Linked DNA regions of Homo sapiens: region 1 is linked to region 2. A link is an interaction called in ENCODE POLR2A ChIA-PET data of the cell type or tissue named here. Cell type or tissue: IMR-90. All regions are shown on one strand. Links, peaks and the distances in the headings refer to the core of each region. The heading gives the core; the rest is flanking DNA.

Region 1 (7,640 bases), core at 3,468-7,467, 280 kb before region 2:
TAAAATGGAAACAAAAGCAACTACCCTACAGGTTTATTTGCCAAGATGAAATGACAGAGATTCATAAGTATACCTTGCACATAGCAGCCATTCAATAAATATTCCTCGCACCTCTTCCCCCAAAATCTCTCTGTGTCTCCATTTCCTCACTTATTAAATGTGATGGAGACCCAAGAATAAAGTTGAATGAGGTGATTTTCCCAAACCTCTGTCATCTGCCCCACACAGAGGCCCTTGGGAGAGCAGAGGGCCTTCATCTGAGCTCTTGAAGCTATTTATTCTTTTATTTTCAAAAACGTAAAAAAAAATCACAAAAGATCCCTTGCTAGTAATAACACTGGCACACACTTGCAATGGGCCAGTATCCTCTAACCTCTCCTCACTACCACCATCTGACTTAGGTTCCCATCTGTAAAGCAGCCTGGGGCAGGTCCCATCTGCAACTGCCCACAAGGTTGGGAGGACAGTGCCCGGCAGAGGGCGCTCCGAGTGTAACCTCCTAGCCAAGGCCCTGGGGGAAGGCAACAGGCCAAGGAAAATTCTGGTGGAAAAAATGAAGAAAGGATTCCAGGTTTATGAGTCTCAGACTTTGAAAAACAAAACTGCTGAGTTGTCTCCTGAGTTAGGAAAAAGAACACCACAGCCGCCTCGAGATTTCCAGGAAACTATTTCTGAAGGCTTTGGGCAAGGCTGGCAGGGGGCTGGCAGGGGAAACTTGGGCTGCCCCAGCTTAGGGTCCAATGCCCTGGCGGGTGGGAGATGGAGGTGGGTGGTGTGCATGTGGGAACGTCAGTGTGCATGTGTTCTTCAGCATGGTGGGGCTATGTGGGTTTACATGTGCCCTGTCTGTACACGTTTGTATGAGCCTGTGGGTACAATCCCACCAGTACGTATTGAGCACCTTCTGTGCTCTGCTGGGCATAGTGCCAGGTGATGGGATGCACCAGCAAATGAAACACAGTCTCTAAATTCATAAAGCTTAGTTTAGAGAAGGATGCAAAGTAACTGGCAATTTTAATTCAGAGTGCAGGCATCTGGGTGGTGGTTTGTGCAGCGGTTCAGAACACTGGCTTTGTGGTCAGGCAGCCTAGATTTTGACATGATCTTAGAGATCTTTCTGACATTCAGTCTCCTTAGGTGGAAAGTGCAAATATTAAAACCACATCCCGGGAGATACTATGTGTGTGTCAATGTCCAATGAAGGTCTCTATTATGTGTGTGCAGGGTCCACATCTGGATGAACAATGTGAACAGCCCGGGTGAGTTACATGTGGGCACGTTCACACATCTGCTTTTGTTGTGTTTATGGAGTGCCAGGCTCTACCAGAGGTCACAAATAGTGGCCCACAGACACAGTTCATAGGGATGCTCATTTGGTTTGGGTTTATTTTTTGGCTTATAGGGTGTTCTAAAAATCAAGTCGTTTCACATAAAAATCCAGATTTCCAACTTCTTTTGAAATCTTGGGTAAGCCAGCCATCCTGCGAGCATGTGCGTGTGTATGCCTGCCTGCCACAGTCTCTGCTTCCTGATAGATACGTCCTTCCCAGGGGCACCCTCCCCCTTGGCCAGTGTCCAGGGCTGTCCTTGGAGGGGTTCCAAGACTGCTCAGGAGAGCTGGTGTGTAGACATGTTCCCTGTGAAAGGAGAAGCAGGACTGAGCAGGAGCTGGTGCCAGGGCCCCAGGGCTCCCCAAGCAGTTCCAGTTTCAGCAATCACAGGGGCCAGAGAGAGCCATGGGCCCTACCCACAGCTCTCTGGCTGTGCAGCTGGGCACTGGTTACAGAAGATAGTAACCAAGGATGGCAGTAGACAGAATGGCTTTTCTTATCTATTTGATTTTGCATTTTAAAATGTTACAAGTGCACATCTGAAATGATTAAGACAATGATCTCCAGAAAGTGTTGCTAGATATATATGCTAGAATTATTTTTAAAATTTACAAAAAGATTGTAGGCTCATGCCTATAATCCCAGCACTTTGGGAGGCCAAAGCAGGAGGATCACTAAAGCCCAGGAGTTTGAGACCAGCCTGGGTAACATAGTGAGACCCTGTTTCTAAAAAAAAAAAAAAATTTGTTTTTAATTAGCCAGGCGTGGTGGTGCATGCCTGTAGTCCCAGTTGCTTGGGAGGGTGTGGTGGGAGGATCACTTGAGCCCAGGAGGTGGAGGCTACAGTGAGCCATGATCACAACACTGGATAAAGGAGTGAGACTCTATCTCAAACAAAAAAAAATTGCAAAAAGGCTAATGGTAGAAGCTAAACACATATTTGTTAAATACATCTGGGTAACCCACAGGTGTGAAAGGTAGGGTTAATATTTCCTAGTATCCCAGAATCCTCTTATGAAGGCAAAGAAGTCCCTCTTAATATATCATTACTGGGCCCCCACTGTGTACAAGATGCAGGCTAGGCACAAAGGAGCCTACAGAGATGTCTGTGCCCTGCTTCTTGGCCCTCAGGAAACTCAGTCTTGTGGAGACATATCCAAGGAGAAACGAATGCAGGAATAAAAGGACAGAGTTATTACTAAGATGTCTTGAGACAATAGGGCATCAGAATACAGAGGAAGAGGCTTCTGGACCTTGGACTGACTGTGCAAGTTCATTTCTCTCTCTGGGCCCCCATTTCCCCTTTTGTAAGACAAGGAGTTCAGAAGAGATGAGCAAACATCAACTCCACTTTCACAACCCTCCCGACCCCCAGCTTGTGCATTCTTTGAGAGAGTGAGAGCTGCACCCTGGTTCTTAGCCTCTTGCTCCTGCTACATATTCTTGCTCCCAAGCCTTGGCTTGTGCTGGGAATTTGCCTGGCTTGAGCTCTGAAAGAAATCCATCAGAGGAGGTTTTTCACATAGCTTCCCTTAAAAAAAAAAAACGCACAAAATGTTTGGAGTCCAAAAAGACCATGCCTCTAGTGGAAGCTTCCAGCACCCGTTATAGGGGTTCCTGGTACCACCCCAAGTACAGGTGGGGAGAACAGCCCCTCAACAGATGGGAGAATGTGCCTCTTCCCCAGGACCAGGGCTTGAATGATTAAAGTTTAAAGAATTAAATGGTTCATGCTGAAGGATTCCCCTGAAGTCATTCTCCCACTTTGCAGGTAAGAAAAATAAGGTTCAAGGATGGGAGGAACTTTCCGCCACAGTCCTCCAACATCAAAGCAAATCTTCTGATTTCTGAGTAACAGCTTTCCCCACTCCTTGATTTTTCTCTCTCAGGCTGAGTCCTCAAGATAGAGTGAGATGGGAACCTTCATACTGTATCCTTCCTCAGCCAGATGTTAACAGCTGTTGAGTTCGAACACTGCGTTATTCTTGTGCTGTACTAGCCAGTGGCCAGGGAACCCAAGCCTCCCAAAGGTGAGTGTGAAGAAAGAGCAATAATTCCGTAGCCCGGAAAAAGGCCCTGGGGCAGCATGTCCACCTTTAGGAGTGTCTTTGTTTCCAGAGTCCATGAAAGAAGGAATTGTCACACAGCAAAACCAGTCTCTTAGAACAGGACGCATAGGTAGCCAGAGATGGCAAAGAAAGGCAGTAGGCTGGCTAGTATCAATGTCTTCCTCATCATTGGCATCTTAGAGCATGTCCCTATCAAAGGGTCCCTCTGCTAAGCTCTTCCCCTGAACCACATTACCTGACCACGAGTGTCATTGGCACTTCCATCAGAAACTGAAATCCCCATTGCGCCTTCAAAGTGCACAACCAATTAGTAAAACCCCAGGGACTGCTTGGTGCCTACAATTCAAATAACTTCAGAGGTTCTTTGTTTCTTTTCTTAAAATCTGGAAATCTCTTGGGATAGAGAAAATCACTGGACATAGAAACTCCCTTCAACAAACAACCCCAGATTTCTTTCCAAATTTTTCCTAGAATGCTATTTCTAACTTCACAACACACAGGAAAAGGCCAGGTTGAAGATACTTAATAAATGTTTTCTGATGGTGGGGAAATCATCATTAACTATTGTTACCATAAGTAAAATTTGTATTAATAGCATCTTGCATATTAGTCATTTATTGAATAAATATTTAGTGATGTCTCCTATGTAACTAGCATCATGCTAAGCCAGGGGAAACAACAATGAAATCAGATACAGCTTTACTTTCATGGTTTTAATTCATCTAATTTCATATATTCCTATACACATTTTCATATATTCCTACAATTTCGTGTATTCATAATTCTGTGGTAGAAAGAAAAAAACCTGTAAACAGGCACGTTTTTAAAAATGCTAGTTATTATAAGTGTAATAAGAACCAAGATGGAGATTAACAGAAGGAAATTTGGGACATTTTTAATAATCAGACCATAGCAAAAAGTACACGTGTTATGCTGTCATTTTTATAAGATCATGTTTTATTTCTTTGTTTTGTTGTTGATATCAGTTCTGTGTAATGTGCCAAAGGGACATACTGAATTTGGATTGAAGAACCCAGTACCATTTGGTCTTCTAATCTGATAGGTTGCTGACAGCTTGTAATCATCTGTTTAATTAAATTTCTTGGTTCAAGAATCAGAAGTTATCAGAGCAGATTAAAATGATGCTAACAGAAAAGCTGTTCACTAATTGTTTTTACTGAACACAAGCCGTATGACAGAGACAAGGCGTGCTGCTGGTAATAAGAAGAAGGCACCAAAGGGCTGACTGGGGTTGAGGGAGTGAGAACCATTCTGGGCTCCACATTTTAAGGGCTGTTGACAAACAGGAGCCTGCCCAAATGGCTGCCTTTAGCCGGCTGGATTCACTTACGTGTTCCATTCATTCTGCTTAGAATGGATGATAAATCTCTACTCTGGGAAACAGTGCAGGCCAGGAGGTGGTTGGATGCTTAGAGGCAAAGTCTAGGGTGCACATCACTTGTGCTCCATCATCTCATCATCTCCAATGCAGAATGGCTTGCAAATCTGTGATCATCTAGAATCCCCCTGGCTGCAGGAGCCACAAAGGCTACTAGGTTAGGCAGACAACTTCAATGTCAAGGGTCGGATTGCTAAGGGATTGGGGCAAAACTGGAGACTGAAAGCCTTTCCGTGCCTCTTAGAACAAGCCAAACATATTAATACATGGACAAGAAGGTAGAGGGTGGAGGCTCAAACACTGCCTGCTTCCCTGTGTTCATTTTCTTGTTCCTCAGTCATGGCTCCATGGTCAGACCACCAGATATGAGGCTTTGGCCAGATAAACTATTTCTCTTTTTAAAGTTATTTTTAGAAAAAAAAAAATTCAACTGGGTAGACATGAGTGGCCTCCAAAAGATTTTGTTTCCTTTCTGAGTCAGGTTCAGCCTCACTGGGCTCGCTTTCAATTTCTGTTGCCTTGCTGCTCCCTGGGCGTTCAGAGGTCCTCCGGTGATGCCCCTCCATTTCAAGAGCCCCCCAAATGAAGCTGAATGACTACAGATAAGTTTTTGGTACTTTCCAAAATTAAACTATTTCCCTTGGTAAATTTCCAGCAAATGAGCTCATTAATCTGAAAACAGGATGTGGCACATGAAGAGAGTGAGGTCAGACTGCCTGCTCTTTTCACTTACACTGGCTTAGGGCAGAGAGGAAGGGGTGGGTGGGACAGAAGAGAATGGCTTTTATAGGCCCCAAATCCTTGAGAAACTTTTCTTCAAAAGGCCCTTGTGCAGTGTGCCCACCTTTGGAAGAGTCTTTGTTTCCAGAGTCCATGAAAGGAAGAATTGCCACACAGAAAAACCAGTCTGTTAGAACAGGACACATGGGTAGCTACAGATGACAAAGAGAGGCAGTGAGCTGGCTAGTATCAATGTCTTCCTCATCACTGGCATCTTAGAGCATGTCCCTGATCCATCTGCCAAGCTCTTCCCCTGAACCACATCACCTGACCATGAGTGTCACTGGCACTTCCATCAGAAATTGAAATCCCCATTGCGCCTTCAAAGTGGCCAGTCCCATAAACAACTAGAAAAACCCCAGGGATTGCTTGGTGCCTAGAATTCAAATAACTTCAGAGGTGCTTTGTTTCTTTTCTTAAAATCTGGAAATCTATTGAGTTAGGGAAAATCACTAGACTTAGAAACTCCCTTCAACAAATAACCCCAGATTTCTTCCCAAATTTTTGCTGGAATGTTATTTCTAACTTCACAACACCCAGGAAAAGGCAAGGTCAAAGATAATTAAATGTTTTCTGATGATGGGAAAACTATCAGACTAATTGACTCAGAGTCCATCAATTTTTATTTATTTATTTATTATTTTATTATTATTATTATTTTTCTAGATGGAGTCTCGCACTCTCTCCCAGGCTGGAGTGCAGTGGAGCGATCTCAGCTCACTGCAAGCTCCGCCTCCCGGGTTCACGCCCTTCTCCTGCCTCAGCCTCCCGAGTAGCTGGGACTACAGGCGCCCGCCACCACGCCCGGCTAATTTTTTGTATTTTTAGTAGAGATGGGGTTTCACCGTGTTAGCCAGGATGGTCTCGATTTTCTGACCTTGTGATCCGCCCGCCTCGGCCTCCCAAAGTGCTGGGATTACAGGCGTGAGCCATCGCGCCCGGCCGAGTCCATCAATTTTTAATTCAAACACTTAACTCTTTGAATCCTTTTCCCGTAGAATTGAATGGCCCCACAGAGGCTACATCTGGGCAACCTCCCGTAGATTGCAGAAATTCTCTCTTAGAGGCCCCTGCCCATAGATTGCAGAAATTCTCTCTTAGAGGCCCCTGAGATCTTCTGCTTGTCCACAAGCAGCATCTCCCTCCCAGGTGGGCCTCTGAGGTCCCCCTTTCACTAGAGTACCCTGTGTTCCGCAGCTTCCGCCTGTCTAGCGGAAGTTGGAGGACAGCAGCTCTGCCTCCAATAAGTGAGAGTCTTACAGGCATGCCAGGTTAAAAAACAAGTAAAAGATCGTTCCCTGCTCTTACAATCCAGTTGAGAGTCAGGACATAAAAAGGGACCCTAGGCCAGGCGCGGTGGCTCATGCCTGTAATCCCAGCACTTTGGGAGGCCGAGGTGGGAGGATCACCTGAAGTCAGGAGATCGAGATCAGCCTAGCCAACGTGGTGAGACCCCCGTCTCTACTAAAAATACAAAAATTAGCCAGGCGTGGTCGTGGGCGTGGTGGTGGGCCCAGCTACTCAGGAGGCTGAAACAGGAGAATCACTTGAACCCGGGAGGCAGAGGTTGCAGTGAGCCGCGATTGGGCCATTGCACTCCAGCCTGGGTGACAAGAGCCAAACTCCATCTCAAAAAAAAAAAGACCCTAACACATAAAGAGATTTTGAGCTGTTAAAACCAAACCAACAAGGTGGGCAGCTTCATCCCTCCCTCCACCATCAGTCCTACAAGGTTAAGACATCTGACAGAGAAGGAGCCCTTGTCAAATTGGTAGTTCGCAAAAATAAAGGTGTAGCTTTTAATCTAAAATTCTACCCCAACACTAAGTTCCATAACTATTTTGATTAATATATTCTTAAGGATTTAGCGACCGTGTGTGTGTGTGTTTAGACGAAAACAGAAACGGTTCCTTAAAATATCCAGTTTGTAAAAGCACAGTGCCTTGAACCACTTAGTACTATCATTTTGATCAAGTACTATCAAGTACTATCACTTGATTGCTCCAACCCAATAAGCTTGGGCGAGCCTGGCACTGTGCTAGGATCTTCTGGAGAAATCCA
Region 2 (7,640 bases), core at 1,926-5,925:
ATATTTTATATACTTTTATTCTCTTACTTTATATGTTATATTTAATGTCAGGATTTAAAAACATCTAATTTACTGATTTAGTTCTTCAAAAGCACTAGAGTCGCCAATTTTTCTCTGGGATAATTTCTGTAAATTTCATGGGAAAAAATTATTGAAGAATAAATCTGCTTTCTGGAAGGGCTTTCAGGCATGAAACCTGCTAGGAGGTTTAGAAATGTTCTTATGTTTATTAATATACCATTGGAGTTTGAGGAAATTTGTTGTTTGGTTTATTTTTCTCTCTAATCAAAATTCTACATTTGTTTCTTTGGACATCTAAAGCTTAACCTGGGGGTACCCTAATTTATTTAACTAGTGGTAAGTAGACTGGTTTTACTCTATTTACCAGTACATTTTTGAGACCAAAAGTAGATTAAGCAGGAATTATCTTTAAACTATTATGTTATTTGGAGGTAATTTAATCTAGTGGAATAATGTACTGTTATCTAAGCATTTGCCTTGTACTGCACTGAAAGTAATTATTCTTTGACCTTATGTGAGGCACTTGGCTTTTTGTGGACCCCAAGTCAAAAAACTGAAGAGACAGTATTAAATAATGAAAAAAATAATGACAGGTTATACTCAGTGTAACCTGGGTATAACCCAAGATCTGCTGCCACTTAGGAGCTGTGTTCCTTGGGCAAGTAATTTCCTTTCACTGAGCTTGTTTCTTCTCAAGGTTGTTGTGAAGATTAAATGAGTTGATATATATAAAATGCCTAGCACATGTCACTCAATAAATTCTGGTTTGTTTTAATTTCAAAGGAATATTATGGACTGAAATGAGAGAACATGTTTTAAGAACTTTTAGCTCCTTGACAAAGAAGTGCTTTATACTTTAGCACTAAATATTTTAAATGCTTTATAAATGATATTATACTGTTATGGAATATTGTATCATATTGTAGTTTATTAAAAATGTAGAAGAGGCTGGGCGCGGTGGCTCACGCCTGTAATCCTAGCACTTTGGGAGGCCAAGGCGGGTGGATCACTTGAGGCCAGGAGTTCTAGATGAGCCTGGCCAGCACAGTGAAACCCCGTCTCTACTAAAAATACAAACAAATTAGCTGGGCGTGGTGGCACACACCTGTAGTCCCAGCTACTCGGGAGGCTGAGGCAGGAGAATCGGTTGAACCCGGGAGGTGGAGGTTGCAGTGAGCTGAGATCGCGCCACTGCACTCCAGCCTGGTGAGAGAGGGAGACTCTGTCTTAAAAAAAAAAAAAGTAGAAGAGAACTTCATTAAGAAGTTTATAATTTCAAATGCAGCAATAATCAATGCTTCTGATGCTTAATATTTTAAAATAGTTATTTGTCTTAATTTTCACAGCAACTCCTTATATATAGGTTACTAGGTCACAAAGATAGTAAGTGCCAGAGAAAGAATTCCAAATTAGGTCTTCAATTCCAAGTCCAGTGTCTTCACTACCATAGCATACCGTAGCATGTAGATTCTATAATGAGAAAACTGATAATCACTCTATTCTTTGAGATTGAGAATAGAGTGGTAGCTTAACGCTGTTCCCTCCACTCCCCCTAAAACATGCTCATACAAGTTAGATTCAGAAGTTTCACATTGCTTACCGTTTTAAAAGATAAGCCATTGTTAAGTTTGTTCATTCTGGTGTCTCATGGAGTGTCCACTACTTTCTTTGGAATAATATTCTGCAAACATATTTGTGGAGAAATAGAAAAGTGTTTACTTCTAGGCCCAGTGCTTTATTAGAAGAGAAAGAAATAAAGGAAGGATTAAGAGAGAGTTTTATAATAGAAGCTGTAAAAGAGGAAAAAACAGTAATACTGATATTTATGTACTATCTTACTGTATTCATAATTCTACTGCAAATTATTCCTGATTTATCTTTTCTCTGACAGTTAATGCTACCAAGTTTAATGCTGAAACCCTATCCTGAAAATAGGTGGTAACCATAAAGTAATGGAAAAGTACACTAGACTAGTAATCTAAAGGCCTAGGGCAGGGGTCTGCAGAGTATGGCCTATGAACCTAATCCACCCCACTGCCTGTTTTTGTAAAGTTTTATTGGAACATAGTTCCATGCATTTATTTATGTATTGTCTATGGCTGCTTTTGTGCTATAGTGGCAGCATTGACTAGTTGTGATAGAGACTGTATGGGCTGCAAACATAAAATATTTACTATTTGGCCTTTTTGGAAAAAGTTTACCCACGCCTGGTTTATATGGTGGTTTATATCCAATCATGGTGGGTATTTTTAGGTAATCATGTAACTTTAGGCAGTTCACTTTAACCTTTATTTTATTCATTATTTTATTTTATTTTGAGACAGAGTCGCACCGTATACCCAGGCTGGTCTTGAACTCCTGGGCTCAAGCGATCCTCCTGCGTTGGCCTCCCAAAGTGCTGGGATTATAGGCATGAGCCACCATGCCTGGCTGAATTCTTTTAAGTGTTTGTCTTTTTATTTGTGAAGTGGAGATAATAATCCATGTCCTGTCCCTCTCCTGCATAAAGTTGTTTTGTCTTAAGAAGCAGGATAATGCATGCATAAATCTTCTAAGCTGCAATTGCTAGACAGATAATACAAATAATTATGGGAACCATTATTGAGCATATGCTATATGCTAGGGCACTCTACTAACTACTTGATGTGCATTATCTCATTTAATCTTTTTTTTTTTTTTTTTTTTTGAGACGGAGTCTCGCTCTGTCTCTCAGGCTGGAGTGCAGTGGCACGATCTTGGCTCACTGCAAGCTCTGCCTCCTGGGTTCACGCCATTCTCCTGCCTGAGGCTCCCAAGTAGCTGGGACTACAGGCACCCGCCACCACGCCTGGCTAATTTTTTGTATTTTTAGTAGAGGTGGGGTTTCACCGTGTTAGCCAGGATGGTCTGGATCTCCTGACCTCGTGATCTGCCTGCCTTAGCCTCCCAAAGTGCTGGGATTACAGGTGTGAGCCACCGTGCCCAGCCATCTCATTTAATTTTTACAAAAACTCCCTTGAGGAGAACATTATTATTTTCCCATTTTGACTGAGAATTTTGATGTTTAAAGGGTATAGTTAACTTGACTAATTTTATATACTAAAGCTGCCATTCAACCATTTGAACAAATGTAATATGTAAGCAGAGTCCACCAAATGACTTCACAGTTCGTGTTTTTCCTAGTAGAAAGCCTCTTGGTATTTAACACCCAAATGTCCTAGAATTCATTATCTCTCAATTCAGTGTGTTTTGGCAGATCATTATAAAATACATATTTACATTTATGTCCCAGAAATACAGCCAAATACTGCATTTTAAACAAAATAATGTGTGAGAAGTCTGTGTTAAATTCCAGATATAATTGGTAGACTGTCAGAATCACATGTCAACAATTTGAAAGGTGCACCAAATATCAACAAAGAGGATATGTAGCATGTTACTACTTGTAGCCACTGTTAACCTTAGGAATGGTTTTTGCTCAGGAAGTGATGTTTTCAGCATTTTATATCCTAACATTGGAGTTTGTTACTTTTGTATAGGTGCTTTACTGTGTTTTAGTTACACTTTAGGAACTTGGTTAGTTTTTTGGGGTTGACATGAAATGAATTGTAATTTTTTTCATTTAAAATTGATAAATAGGTTTTTTGTTAGTATCTCATGTGGAATATGTGATATTCAGTGATGGACGATTCATGCAAGAGGTGGAAGAGACCTATAATATTATTACTACGTTACTTAATGGTGGAGATATGTTGTGAGAAATGTGTTATTAGGCAATTTCATTGTCACACAGCATCATAGAATGTACTTACACAAACCTAGATGGTATAGCCTGCTGTATACCTAGACTATATAGTATGGCCTGTTGCTTCTAGGCTACAAACCTGTACAGCATGTTTCTGAACTGAATACTGTAGGCAATTTTAGTACAATGGTAAATATTTTTGTATCTAAACATAGAAAAGATACAGCAAACGTATAAAAGATAAAAACGGCACACCTGTCTAGGGTACTTACTATGAATGGAGTTTGCAGGACTGATGGTTGGTCTGGGTGAGTCAGTGATTGAGTCATGAGTGAAAGTGAAAGCCTAGGATATTATTGTACACTACTGTAGAATTTATAAAGTCTGCACACTTAGGCTACACTAAATTTATTTTTAAAAAGTTTTCTTCAATAGTAAATTAATCTTAGCTTACTCTAGCTTTTTAACATTATGATCTCTGATGTTTTAAACTTTTTGACTCTTTTTGATAACACTTAGCTTAAACATAAGTCCATTGTACAGTTGTACAAAAATATTTTCTTTTTTATATCCTTATTCTATAAGCTTTTTTCTATTTTAAAATTTTATTTTTTACTTATTAAACTTTTGTGTTAAAAACTACGACGTAAATATACACATTAGCCTAGGCCTACACAAAGTCAGGACCAATAGTACTGTCTTCCACCTCCACATTTCATCCCACTAGAAGGTCTTCGGGGGAATAACATGCATGGAGCTGTCATCCATGATAACAGTGCTTTCTTTTGGGATACCTCATGAAGAAACTGCCTGAGGCTGTTCTAGTTAACTTTTTAAAAATCGTAGATGTACACTCTAACATAACAATAAAAACTGTAGTATAGTAAATACATGAACCAGTAAGTCATTTATTTTCATTATTAAGTATTATGTACTGTGTATAATTGTACATGCTATACTTTTATATGATTGGCAGTGCAGTAGGTTTGTTTACACCAACATCACCATGAACACATGAGTAATATGTTGCAGTGTGTTACCACAGCTATGATCTCACTAGGTGATCGGAATTTTTCAGCTTCATTATAATCTTAAGGGACCATCATGATATATTCCATACGTCATTGACGGAAATGTCATCATGTTGCACCTGACTGTATTATTTTTCCCTGTTCTATATGGACTATTTTCTATGTGTGCCTACCTGATAGCTTCTGTTATCCTTAGTAGTTTTCCTTTTTTTAATGAGGTAACACATGGTTTTATATTATCCTCATAGCATCAAAGTGTGTTGATTTCTAAAATCCTTTATCATCTTCTTCTAAGTGAAATCTGGAAGGATCTTCCTTCCCCTGCAGCTCATGCAGGTAATGGTTGTTTTCTGTCTCACACTCTTACTTCTGGACCTGGAGTTGCAATAGATATCTCTCTTACTCTTCATTGCTGCTCTCAGAGTGTTCTTCCCAGCCTCCGTCCTAAAAACTCCTTTGAAGCTCATGGCAGCAGACTATGCTGTCACACCTCCTTGTTGCTGTTTCTACTCCTGGGCACCAGCCTTTATTTCTTACACTTGGCTCACTGTTATCTCTGGCACTACACTTGCCATAATTTTAGATGATTGCAGTATCTATAGATGAGCCTAACAATACTTCAGCCTCTCAGTTTCTTGACCTCTCTTCCAGTAAGTTTTCCTCCATGCTCCTTCCAGTCTTTGTTTCTTTACTTGCTGTATTTCTTGTTTGTCTTTGGCATATTAAACTTCTGAGATAAATTTATACTTCTATTGGTCACAACAGAGTCATTTTTTTAGTTTTAAAAAATATTATTAAAAAATAAAGGCCGGGCGCGGTGGCCCACGCCTGTAATCCCAGCACTTTGGGAAGCTGAGGTGGGTGGATCACCTGAGGTCAGGAGTTCAAGACCAGCCTAGCCAACATGGTGAAACCCTGTCTCTACTAAAAATACAAAAATTAGCTGGATGTGGTGGCATGCGCCTGTAATCCCAGCTGCTTGGGAGGCTGAGGTGGGAGAATTGCTTGAACCTGGGAGGTGGAAGTTGCAGTGAGCTGACATAGCACTATTACACTCCAGCCTGGGCAACAGAGTGAGACCCTGTCTCAAAAAAAAAAATAAATAAAATAAATAAAATATTATTTCAGAATGTCAGGCAATTTGTCAGAACAAGTAGTGTATCACAGAAGTAGTTTAAAAGCCTGTACTTAAAGGAAGTCTTTATAAGGAAGGCTTAGGAGCTCTAAATCCACATAGCCCTAAGCACTGAATTTCTTAGTAGGAAGTTAAATTGACATGAAACTAGAACAGAAATGGAAAGTTGCAGGACTGTGTACTTTGCAAGAAGATGTGGATGAACTCTGAGCAAACAGCTCTGTGTTCTGCTCTGCTAGAAATTATATGTGAGTGGGTTAAGGGAGAAAGGAAATTGTAGACAAGTAGTGTGATGACGTGTAGTAGAAAGGGAGCGGAATTTGAAATTGGTAGACTTGGATTCTGTTCTTGGTTCAGCCACTGGCTAACTATGTGACCTTTATTAAGCTGTTTGACCTCTCTGAACCTCATTGCTTTTATCTGTAAAATAGGATTAATATATCTAACATGAAGGATTTTTCTGATAATTAGTACAAAAATACAGTTAGATAGAAGAATAAAGATCTAGTGCTTGGTAACACAATAAGGTGACTATAGTTAACAATATATTTTGTATATTTCAAAAAGCTAGAAGAGTAGATTTGGAATGTTTCCAACACAAAGGTCATTACCCATTGTATGCTTATATAAAAACCACATGTCCCCTATAAATATATATGACTATTATATATCCATAAAAATTAAAAATTAAAAAAAGTTTAAAAGAAGAAAACTAAATTGTGCACATACGTGTGTGTGTGTGTGTGTGTGTGCCTGTGTCCACTTAGACTGGCACGTAGATTCAGCTCAATAACTCTCTACTAGTTGAATCTCTTTTTGGTTTTTTGGTTTTGTTTCTGTTTTTTTTTTTTTTTTTTTTTTTTTAAGACAAGATCTCGCTCTGTCACCCAGCCTGGAGTGCAATGTGGCTCAATCATGGCTCGCTGCAGCCTCAACCTCCTGGGCTCAATGGATCCTCCCACCTCAGCCTCCCAAGTAGCTGGGACCACAGGCATGCACCACCACGCCTGCCTATTTTTTGTAGAGACAGGGTTTTACCATGTTGCCCAGGTTGGTCTTCAACTCCTGGGCTCAAGTGATCCATCTGCCTTGGCCTCCCAAAGTTCTGGGATTGCAGGCAGGAGCCACCATGCCTGACCTGTTTTTTTTTTTTTTTTTTTTGTGTGTGTGTGTGTGTGTGTGTGTGTGTGTGTGTGTGTGCTTGTTTGTTTGTTTTAACTGAGGAATAGAATTAGTGTTATACCAAAAAGGAGGATTAAATCAACCACCCTTGAGTATGAGTAGATTTTGGGGTATTTGTTTTTTGTTGGTATGCTAGGGAAGAAGTTGTTCATTATAAACAGAAGAAATTCTCTTATTGTCTTCAATTTTTATTTAAAAACCTATTATACAGGCCAGGCGCGATGGCTCATGCCTGTAATCCCAGCACTTTGGGAGGCCGAGGTGGGTGGATCATGAGGTCAGGAGTTCGAGACCAGCCTGACCAACATGGTGAAACCCCATCTCTACTAAAAATACAAAAATTAGCCGGGCATGCTGGCGGGTGCCTGTAATCCCAGCTACACAGGAGGCTGAGACAGGAGAATCGCTTGAACCGGGGAGGCGGAGGTTGCAGTGTGCCGAGATCATGCCATTGCACTCCAGCCTGGGCCACAGAGCAAGACTCTGTCTCAAAAAAAAAAAAAAAATCCTATTATACCTTTTAAAATTGAATGCTATATATTTTAGA

The links. ChIA-PET counts read pairs that join two places held together with the same protein. Peaks named below come from ENCODE experiments on the same cell type or tissue, not always from the same donor. Only the 100,000 strongest peaks of a DNase experiment are listed, where the experiment ranks them.
Region 1: POLR2A ChIA-PET joins it to region 2 with 27 read pairs; 3 of 35 experiments call an interaction of 5 or more read pairs at or near these places.

The regions. Positions count from the first base shown.
Region 1 is chr9:120,929,535-120,937,174 of GRCh38, reverse strand. No RefSeq gene overlaps it. Among named protein-coding and RNA genes, the nearest start is that of TRAF1, 6.6 kb to the right of the region's middle. RefSeq lists enhancers at 5,105-5,614, 5,715-5,814. In IMR-90, for the core only: no CTCF peak of the experiment used is centred there; a DNase peak (open chromatin) is centred at 5,414; H3K27ac peaks cover 1,083 bases.
Region 2 is chr9:120,651,614-120,659,253 of GRCh38, reverse strand. All of the region lies in intron 2 of MEGF9 (multiple EGF like domains 9), which reads left to right. Among named protein-coding and RNA genes, the nearest start is that of MEGF9, 59 kb to the left of the region's middle. RefSeq lists a silencer at 3,959-4,018. In IMR-90, for the core only: no CTCF peak of the experiment used is centred there; a DNase peak (open chromatin) is centred at 4,053.